Linked DNA regions of Homo sapiens: region 1 is linked to region 2. Evidence: chromatin contacts called from ENCODE Hi-C data. All regions are on one chromosome and are shown on one strand. Each heading gives the region's core, a stretch centred on a gene start or an enhancer-like site at or near the end of the contact. The rest is flanking DNA. Distances are from core to core; before and after follow the strand shown.

Region 1 (5,704 bases), core at 1,672-4,171, 120 kb before region 2:
GTGAACAAGGGGCAGAGTGGTAGGAACTGAGGGCAAAGGAAAAAAGAGGTGAGGTGCAGATGGATCACGTAGACTCAAGGAGGCCATTGTAAAGGTGTGGCCCTCATTCCTAGTAAAATTGGAAGAGATACGCATACTGAGCAGGGACATGATCTAACTTGCTTCATAAAAGGATTGCTGTAGCTGCTGCGTGGAAGATGGACTGCGGCAGGGCAAGGAGAGAATTATTACAGTCTAATGGCTTGGACTGGTAAAGTGAAGCAAGGGCTAAGTGGCTGTGTTTGGCTGTATTCAAAAGATCGACTTGTCAAGATTGGCTGCTTGGCCAGGCACAGTGGCTCACGCCTGTAATCCTAGCACTTTGGGAGGCTGAGGCAGGTGGATCACCTGAGGTCAGGAGTTTGAGACCAGCCTGGCCAACGTGGTGAAACCCTGTCTTTACTAAAAATAGAAAAATTAGCCGGGTGTGGTGGCACACGCCTGTAATCCCAGCTACTTGGGAAGCTGAGGCAGGAGAATTGCTTGATCCCAGGAAATAAAGGTTGCCGTGAGCAGAGATCGTGCCACTGTACTCCAGCCTGGGTGACACAGTGAGACTCTGTCTCAAAAAAAAAAAAAAAAAGAAAGTATATATGTATATATATATGCATGCATGCCGCCGGATTTCATGGGAACATAAGAAAAAGAGACAAGTCAAGCGTGACTCACTTTAAGGTTTTTGGCTAGAACAGGTAGAAGGGCATGTGGGTGTGTATGTGTGTATGGGAGGGGCAGGAAGGAAGAGTTTCATTTTGGACTTGCTCAGTTTGACATGCCTAATAGACATCCCAGTGGAGATGTGAGGTGGAGTTTGGAGATGAGTCAGAAGGCCAGGTAAGAGGTCACGGCTGGAGAGGCACATTTAGGAGTCATCAGTATATGAAAGGTATTGCTCATCATGGGAAGGTTTCATTTTGTTCAGTAAAGATTTCAGATGATGTAACCAGAAAGCACTATAGGATTTATTAGAATGTTTTATTTGAACGAATATTTTGGAAACGTTTATTTTGTCTGTCCATCAAATGGCCTTACAAGCCATTTGATTATAAGATGTGGTTTGTCTCAGGTGGGGTTTAACACTGTTGCTTAAAATAAGATTTTTCCACTGTAGATGAGACAAATTGTACCATTTTTTTGTAAACAGGGTTCTTTGATCCACATACTTTACAATGCAGTTTTTTTTTCTTTTTTTAATCAGTAATGCTCCTTTTCTTGGCTGTAGAGATGGCAGAGTGAATATTTTACTGAGAAAATGGACTTCCATAGGAAACCAGGCTCTGGCTGTCCCCTTCATCCTCCCCTGTGGAGTTGCATTTGCCACAAGTCACAGCAGATTTCCACTGGGCAGCAATTGGGGTGACCATATGGGTCAGGGGCCCCATTGCCACTGAGATTTTCCAGAACTCCCTCTCACCATCATAGACAGTCAAGTGTCACAGATGCTCTGTGAAGCTGTGATTCGGTTCAAGAGCTTGAATAACCAGAGCTCCTTCAGAACCAGGCCATATTGAACTCTCCCATCCTTGTCACCATTTCACAGCATGTGCCTGGATCACACCATGGTCTTTTGCTCACCTCCGTTCTCCTCATGTCATGTCTATCCCTCTGCCTGATCCTGCTGTCTCTCCTTGTGGTATCCAGATATTGCCTGGTCTTGTCTTCCCCTTCAGTGATGGTCTCCCAGTCTCCACTGATAATCTTTTCTTTTTTGAGACAGTGCCTTGCTCTGTCACCCAGGCTGGAGTGCAGTGGTGTGATCTCAGCTCACTGCAACCTCCAACTTCCGGGTTCAAGCGATACTCCTGCCTCAGTTTCCCGAGTAGCTGGGATTACAAGTGTGCGCCACCACGCCTGGCTAATTTTTTGTGTTATTAGCAGAGAGGGGATTAGTCATGTTGCCCAGGCTGGTCTTGAACTCCTGAGCTCAGGGAATCCGCCCACCTCAGCCACCCAATATGTTAGGATTACAGGCATGAGCCACTGTGTCCAGTCTCCACTGATATCTTGATTCTCAAAATTCTTTTTTTTTTTTTCCTGAGATGGAGTCTTGCTCTGTCACCCAGGCTGGAGTGCAATGGTGTGGTCTCGGCTCACTGTAACCTCCGCCTCCCAGGTTCAGATTCTCCTGCCTCAGCCTCCTGAGTAGCCAGCACCGCAGGCATCCACCACCACTTCCGGCTAATTTTTGTATTTTTAGTAGAGACGGGGTTTCCCCGTGTTGGCCAGGCTGGTCTCGAACTCCTGACCTCAGGTGATCCACCCGCCTTGGCTTCCCAAAGTGCTGGGATTACAGGTGTGAGCCACCACTCCCGGCCATCAAAATTCTTAATTTAGCACCTCATAGAATAATGGGATTTTATGGCTGAAAGGGATTGTAGAAGTAATCTGGTTCTTTGGTCTTTCATTTTATTCTGATTATTTTTGAGACAGGGTCTTGCTCTGTTGCCCAAGCTGGGGTGCACTGACATTCTTATGGCTCACTATAGCCTCGACCTCCCTGGCCCAGGTGATCTTCCCACCTCAACCTTCTGAGTAACTGGGACTATAGGCACACACCACCATGTCCAGCTTGTTCTTAATATTTTTTTCATTTTTTTGTAGAGATGGGGTTTCACTATGTTGCCCAGGCTGGTCTCAAATTCCTGGCCTCAAATGATCTTCCTGCCTTGGCCTCCAAAAGTGTTGGGATTACAGGCGTGAGCACCTTGCCCTGCATGTTTTATTATGTTTAATAATGAGGCATTGAGGCCTAGGAAAGCTTGGTGATTTGCTGTGAAGTAAATACCAGGATAATGGCAGAACTGAAACTAGAACTGATGTCTCTAGAATCTTAATTCACGATGCTTCCTTTTTCACTGTGAAAGCACATGGTATGTTATTGAGAGAAATTACTATTTGCAAAGGTTGGCTCTTATTATGCTAGTAGTATTAGTCAAATGTCTGGGTTGTACTTGAGAAGGGAAAAATTAGTGTAGAAAGGTGTTTTCTGCCTTCAAAGATCTTCCCATTTTAAAGGTAAGAAAATCTTGCTGATAGCTGGCTGTCTCCTTTGGGTACAAATTCCTGCTTAAAAAAAAAAGCCAAATATATGGTTATTCTTTTTCTTTTTCTTTTTTTTTTTTTTTTTTTTTTGAGACGGAGCCTCATCTGTTGCCCACGCTGGAGTGCAGTGGTGTGATCTCAGCTCACTGCAACCTCTGCTTCCTGGGTTCAAGTGATTGTCCTGCCTCAGCCTCCCGAGTAGCTACAGATGAGTGCCACCACACCCGGCTAATTTTTTTTTTTTTTTTTTTTTTTTTTTTTTTTTTTTTAGACGGAGTCTCGCTCTGTCACCAGGCTGGAGTGCAGTGGCGCAACCTTGGCTCACTGCAACTTCCGCCTCCTGGTTTCAAGCGAGTCTCCTGCCTTAGCCTCCCGGGTAGCTGGGACTACAGGCGTGTGCCACCATGCCCAGCTATTTTTTTTTTGTAATTGATTTGTATTTTTTTATTTTTTATTTTTATTATTATACTTCAAGTTTTAGGGTACATGTGCACAACGTGCAGGTTTGTTACATATGTATACATGTGCCACGATGGTGTGCTGCACCCATTAACTCGTCATTTAGCTTAGGTATATACCAATGGAACAGAACAGAGCCCTCAGATATAATGCTGCATATCTACAACTATCTGATCTTTGACAAACCTGACAAAAAGAAGAAATGGGTAAAGGATTCCCTATTTAATAAATGGTGCTGGGAAAACTGGCTGGCCATATGTAGAAAGCTGAAACTGGATCCCTTCCTTACACCTTATACAAAAATTAATTCAAGATGGATTAAAGACTTAAATGTAAGACCTAAAACCATAAAAACCCTAGAAGAAAACCTAGGCAATACCATTCAGGACATAGGCATGGGCAAGGACTTCATGTCTAAAACACCAAAAGCAATGGCAACAAAAGCCAAAATTGACAAATGGGATCTAATTAAACTAAAGAGCTTCTGCACAGCAAAAGAAACCACCATCAGAGTGAACAGGCAACCTACAGAATGGGAGAAAATTTTCGCAACCTACTCATCTGACAAAGGGCTAATATCCAGAATCTACAATGAACTCAAACAAATTTACAAGAGAAAACAAACAACCCCATCAAAAAGTGGGCGAAGGATATGAACAGACACTTTCTCAAAAGAAGACATTTATTCAGCCAAAAAACACATGAAAAAATGCTCATGATCACTGGCCATCAGAGACATGCAAATCAAAACCACAATGAGATACTATCTCACACCAGTTAGAATGGCAATCATTAAAAAGTCAGGAAACAACAGGTGCTGGAGAGGATGTGGAGAAATAGGAACACTTTCACACTGTTGGTGGGACTGTAAACTAGTTCAACCATTGTGGAAGACAGTGTGGTGATTCCTCAAGGATCTAGAACTAGAAATACCATTTGACCCAGCCATCCCATTACTGGGTATATACCCAAAGGATTATAAATCATGCTGCTATAAAGACACATGCACACATACATTTATTGTGGCACTATTCACAATAGCAAAGACTTGGAACCAACCCAAATGTCCAACAATGATAGACTGGATTAAGAAAATGTGGCACATATACACCATGGAATACTATGCAGCCATAAAAAATGATGAGTTCATGTCCTTTGTAGGGACATGGATGAAGCTGGAAACCATCATTCTCAGCAAACTATCCCAAGGACAAAAAACCAAACACCGCGTGTTCTCACTCATAGGTGGGAATCGAACAATGAGAACACATGGACATAGGAAGGGGAACATTACACATCGGGGACTGTTGGGTGGGGAGGGGGGGAGGGATAGCGTTGGGAGATATACCTAATGCTAAATGACGCGTTTTTTTTTTTATTTTTGTAGAGACGGCATTTCACTATGTTAACCAGGATGGAAACAAAAAACAAAACAAAACAAACAAACAAAAAATATATATATATATACACACACACATACTTTTAGGTCAAAAAAATATATATATATACACACACACATACATACACACACGCATACTTTTAGGTCAAAAAAATGTCAGTTCGTGCTATTTAATATACTAATTTAGTCATACACATTTAAGATAACAATAAGAAAAATTCATTTTCCCCCCCACATACTCACCTCTCAACAGAGCATTTCTATTCTATTTTTCTTCACAAATATCTTTGACACCAATGTCTTTCTTATTCCTGGAGCCATTTTTTGAGTCATCAAGTAGATTCCCAAAGTAACTCATCCATACCCTTGGTTGTAAGATCCTGTCACTAGGATTTTCATCCTAAGCCACAAGCACCCATTTACCAAACATTGGATTTCCATTTGTTCTGTAGTATGTATATTATATGATTCAATATAATAACTCACTTACTGTCTTTTTCAAGTAATATTTAAAAGGCATGTTTATAGATAGATCCAGACCTTCCAGTTGTTAGGACATAGCTCAGAAATTGTTTTACGTTCTTTGCTTTTTTCAAAAAATAAAGCAGTGCTCTCAGGTTGCTTTCTTAAATATTGAAAACTAACACTGATTAAATTCCACGCTTCTGTGCCATCCCCAAATTTTGTATATTATTTTTCACAGTGAAGTCACTGAGAGACACTGGATCATATTAGAGTCTCAATAAAAGCTCAAATATAAGGCCA
Region 2 (4,977 bases), core at 632-3,131:
TAGTTTCAGGCAGGAATTAGGTAGGCTTGGCTTGTGGAAGAGGTGACATGATAAGCCATTGGTAGCAGAGCCTCCTGGTTGCCTAGCCAATAGCTACCCTCCACCTTGATCTTAGCAACTCTATTAGTCAGGGTTCTTTGTATCTCCATATATATATATATATATATATATATATATATATATATATATATATATATATATATCTCCTATTAGTGTGTGTGTATATATATATATATAAAATAAAAAGGGGAGTTTATTAAGTATTAACTCACAGGATCACAGGGTCCCACAATAGGCCATCTGCAAGCTGAGGAGGAAGGAAAGCCAGTCTGAGTCCCAAAACTGAAGAAACTTGGAGTCCGATGTTCGAGGGCAGGAAGGGTCCAGCACGGGAGAAAGATGTAGGCTGGGAGGCTAGGCCGGTCTCTCATTCACATTTTTCTGCCTGTTTATAGTCTAGCCACACCGGCAGCTGATTAGATTGTGCCCACCCAGATTAAGGGTGGGTCTGCTTTCCCCAGCCCACTGACTCAAAGGTTCATCTCCTTTGGCAACACCTTCACAGACACACCCAGGATCAATACTTTGTATCCTTCAAGCCAATCAAATTGACATTTAGTATTAACCACGACAGCAACAGAATGCTGTTTTTTTTTTTTTTTTTCCAGAGCTGCAATGTATCCAGGAGTCCTCACACTTCTTTGCAGCTGGGGGTGCCCATATGAGCTAAGACAAGCCAATGAAATGTAAGTGGAAGTCTGTGAGGAGGGGTCCTGGGAAAGTGGCTGTTTTCCTGTTAAAAGGAGCTGGCCAAGCCAGCAATCATTTATGTCTTTTGCTCGTTGCCCTTCCTCCTCCTTTTGCCAGTTTATGCTTAAGGTGGAATAGCCATTTTCTGACCATGGAGAAACAATGTACACACTAAGGTTGACTGAAAGGGGAGCTAAAAGGATCCTAGACTTTTCATTATGTGAAATAACCGGTTGTGCCTACCTGTGCTCTTTTTATTAAGTGAGTAAAACAACTCCCTATTTAGCAAAATCATTATAGTTGAGTTTCTATTACTCATTGAGGCCAAATTGCAAACCTAACCTAATAGGTGTTTCTCTTGAAAGGAAACCTTCCCAAGGTAATCTGGAAAATAGGCTGGAGTTAGACTGAAGTCTCCATTAATGTGGGAGGAAAATAACTATCAAGTATCAAAGTTCTAACTACATGGTCTGGAGTTACTTGAGATATTTTCCATTTCTTTTGAGCCCCAAACTGCATATATCAGGTTTTGTAAGCTTATGATAGTTCTTTTAGTTTTTATAGTGTAGCATTTCACATTTAAAAATGTATTTATTGTGATTGTGACCAAACAACAGAAATGTGTAAAGTAAAAAAAAAAAAAAAATCTGCTTCCTACCTCTGCTGCTTCAAGTACTACTCCCCAGGAGTCACTATTAATAGTTTTGGTGTCTGTTCTTCCAGGCATTTTCAATGCATGAATAATCATCGGTAACTTTCATAAAAGTTAAGAAATTAGACATTACTTGTTGCTGTAAATATCCCAATTATTTGATATCAGTGAACCTCAGCTTAACACTTTGATATTTTTCTAAAGCATTCCAACCTTTCATGAGGCTTGTACCTTGAGTTTCTGGGAGAGTCTCTATGTACAAGTCAAACGCCATAGGAGAATCAAACAACTGTCTCTGGGGGGAAATACATTCTGAAGAATAGCTAGAGCTCTTCATGTTTACCTTTTATCTCTTTTAGTTTTGGATTGCATGCAAGTCTGAAAAAATGTTCACTTGGGCTGGGAGTGCCTGGCCTGACCCACTCCTGTTTTCAAGTACTGCCAGCTGTGGGCAGTGGCTGGGCTAATTATAAATCACAGGGTCAAAGAGGAAGTTAGTCTCTCACTGAAACTGTACTAGAACAAAACCAGATTTTTCTTAAAATCAACAAAGGAAAAGGATTCTAATACACTTTAATTTCTGTTAGTTTTATATTCTATGGGTGCTTAGTTTTATATTCAATGGGTGCTATTTTGTGGACTTAATAGCTAGTAGTGTCATAATATAAATAGCTTTTATAATATTTGTTAAAATCTGAACAACTTGTGCGCATTCCACTGCAAACTCCTCTTCGGTCAAAGGCCATGCCTCACATATTTTGTGTCCAGTCAGATCAAACTACAGTGACAAGCCTCACCATCACAGACAGCTTCCAATTAGATTTATAGCAGCCCATGCTTAAATATAAGCAGATAGCCAAGAATTACCATATATTGGAGGAAAGTTTCTAAAAAGAAAGAGACAAAAACAAAAAAAGAAAAATACAGAAAAAACACGGAGAAAAAGTCTTATTTAGGAAAAGAAGAAGAAAAAGAAACCATCATTAATAGCCTCAATGAGATAAGAGATTAAAGATACTATGAAAAAGAAACATCCAGAGAACAAAGAGAGCACAAGGAAATATAAAGTATGATAGCATAATGAAAGAGTAGAAGGGTTGAAAGGAAAACTTGAGGAAATTTCTCTTTTAGCAAGTCAAATGACAAAAAAGAAAGGAAAATAAAAGAAAAAAGAAAATTAGAGGACTGTTTTAGAAGGTCCAACATCTGCGTAAAAGGAATCCAAGACAGAATAGAGAAAATCAAATGGACAAAATTAAATAATCCAAGACAAAGTATCAGAACTTTGGAAGGACATATACTTCCATAGACAGAGAACCCATTCAGTGCCCCACACGATGGATACAATGGGAACATCATTGTAAAATGTAAAAATTCTGGAGGCAAGTAAGAGATCCTACAAATTTCCCAGCATGGAAAAAAAAATGGCTTCAAATAAAGGATCAATATTTAGAATGACATCAAATCTTCTTCATAGTGAAGCTAGAAGGCAGTTAATCTAATGCCTTTTTCCTGAGGGAAAATGATTTCCAACCTAAAATTCCATATCCAATTAAAGCACTAATTGTCTGTATGGCTAGTGTGAGGGTAAAATATTTTTTAGCATGCAAGGTCTTCTGACATACAATTTCCAACACACAAAGTCTTAAACAATTACTTTTTCACTAACATTTTTCTCATGAAGCTACTGGAAGGCATGTCCCCTCCTCCAAAAGGGGGTAAGCTAAGAGAATAAAATAGATGAGACCCATGAAATAGAGTCGGAAGAGAGGTGAAGGGCATCAGCAAGATGATGGAGTAAGGCTCCTAGAATGAGAGCAGTGCAGTAAGCACATACAGAAATGGACTACTTTGGAACAAGTCAGAAGGCTGAGAAAGAAAAAGGCAGCCCCTGGTATCCAGGAGCAGAACTGGTACTCATAGGTAGGCCTTGGTATTCCCCTGTTGAACATAAACAATTGCCCAGAACATCAACTTCAGACAAAGCCCCTCTGTAATCATGATGGATCAGGACAAAAACAAGGCCACTCCATAACTGTATTTGAACATAGACAAAAACATGAACATTGTCCAAGCCACAAAATACCATAAATTCCCCTTGTATAGCTTTGTTTAACAATCACAGTTTTGGTCTCCATCTAATCTTTTCTTTTTCTAGGTAAAATTTAAGATACTCTACCACAGAATTACTCTCATTTCCTGAGAACATCCTAATTCAGGGCAAAGTCCCATTTCTTTAAACCGTTCCTCAAGTCACATGACACATATCCTGTAAGTCCTTTCTAATACCCTCTATTGAGACTCCCTACAATTCTCCATGGCGTGTGTTCTCCCTTGCTGCAATATGTAATAAACTCAGCGCATTCAACTGCTGATGTATTCCTGTTAGTCTTTGGCTAGAGGTCATTGATGAGGCTTAGAAGAGATTTCTTCAAGAAGAGTAAATGAATAGGCCATCAAATGTGTTTTAATATACTGAGAGGAGATTTATATAATTGGAGAAGAATTTGGGATTGAACTGATAAGCACACCGAAAACTATAAAAGTGTAAAAACAGGATGTTTATAAATTCCTGGGAACACAAAATTTTGTAAGGGTAATTATATAATATCACATGGCTCAGGCACGAATAGCCTTTATATGTTCATAATAATAACAAATTCTGAACTAATCAAAATTATGACATGAGAATACCGTGTATACAGAGGGACAAGAAATGTATTTGTGATGAACAGGGGTCTAAAGAGGGCTGAATCCTCATCTTTTATAGTGATTAAAAAAAAAAAAAAGATCAAGTCTACAACTGAAAACTCAAGTAGCAGCATCATAAGCATGTTACTTGGGGTATGAAGATATACCAAAAGAACTGGCTGAAGAAACAGCGCTTGATTAGGAAGATGACTTGATTAGGAATGGGAAATACATGGACAAACTTTCTATGCCTGGGGCAGACATCACCAATCAACTACAGAGCTTCTATCTGACAAGTCAGCACTGGGCCTCAGAATCCTTTGCAATATTGGGCCAGGCGCGATGGCTCACACCTGTAATCCCAGCACTTTGGGAGGCCGAGGCAGGTGGATCACCTGAGGTCAGGAGTTTGAGACTAGCCTGGGCAACATGGTGAAACCCCATCTCTACTAAAAATATAAAAACTAGCTGGGCTTGGTGGTGGGTGCATGTAATCCCAGCTACTCAGGAGGCTGAGGGCAAGAGAATTGCTTGAACCGAGGAGACAGAGGTTGCAGTGAACCGACACGGTGCCACTGTACTCCAGCCTCAGCAACAGACTGAGACTCTGTCTCAAAAAAAAAAAAAAAAAATTCCTTTGCATTATCATCACTACAGGGAGCTACCCCCAAATGGAGGGAGCTGGCATTTGAGATGAAACCTGTTTGCTTTTAGAGTATGATCTTTAAGATTCCTCTTGGTTCCTTCATTCTGTGATTATGTGAATTAAGGATCCATTGAATGTCTTGAGCAGGTGAGTGACACATGAATGTGTCACTTAAGAATATAAATTTGTGCTTTGGGCTAAGATGGAGGAAAAATTGGACATGAAAGGAGCTGGACCT

The links. A loop is a pair of places that touch in the nucleus more often than their neighbours do. Pooled maps may share reads with other maps.
Region 1: a map with no recorded cell type shows a loop between it and region 2 (4-fold over the local background). The contact joins two enhancer-like sites. A Hi-C loop is called at or near these places in 2 of 37 single-sample maps with no recorded cell type and 10 of 50 pooled maps.

What each region holds. Positions count from the first base shown.
Region 1 is chr7:77,388,593-77,394,296 of GRCh38, reverse strand. The region is part of intron 5 of GSAP (gamma-secretase activating protein); the gene reads left to right. Among named protein-coding and RNA genes, the nearest start is that of GSAP, 25 kb to the left of the region's middle. RefSeq lists an enhancer at 555-1,754. Within about 2 kb of position 2,921, at least 2 of the 41 ENCODE cell types and tissues checked have a DNase peak (open chromatin) inside an H3K27ac peak, as active enhancers do.
Region 2 is chr7:77,266,740-77,271,716 of GRCh38, reverse strand. All of the region lies in intron 9 of CCDC146 (coiled-coil domain containing 146), which reads right to left. All of the region lies in intron 2 of LOC102723791 (a long non-coding RNA gene), which reads left to right. Among named protein-coding and RNA genes, the nearest start is that of CCDC146-AS1, 21 kb to the right of the region's middle. RefSeq lists a silencer at 1-123. Within about 2 kb of position 1,881, at least 6 of the 41 ENCODE cell types and tissues checked have a DNase peak (open chromatin) inside an H3K27ac peak, as active enhancers do.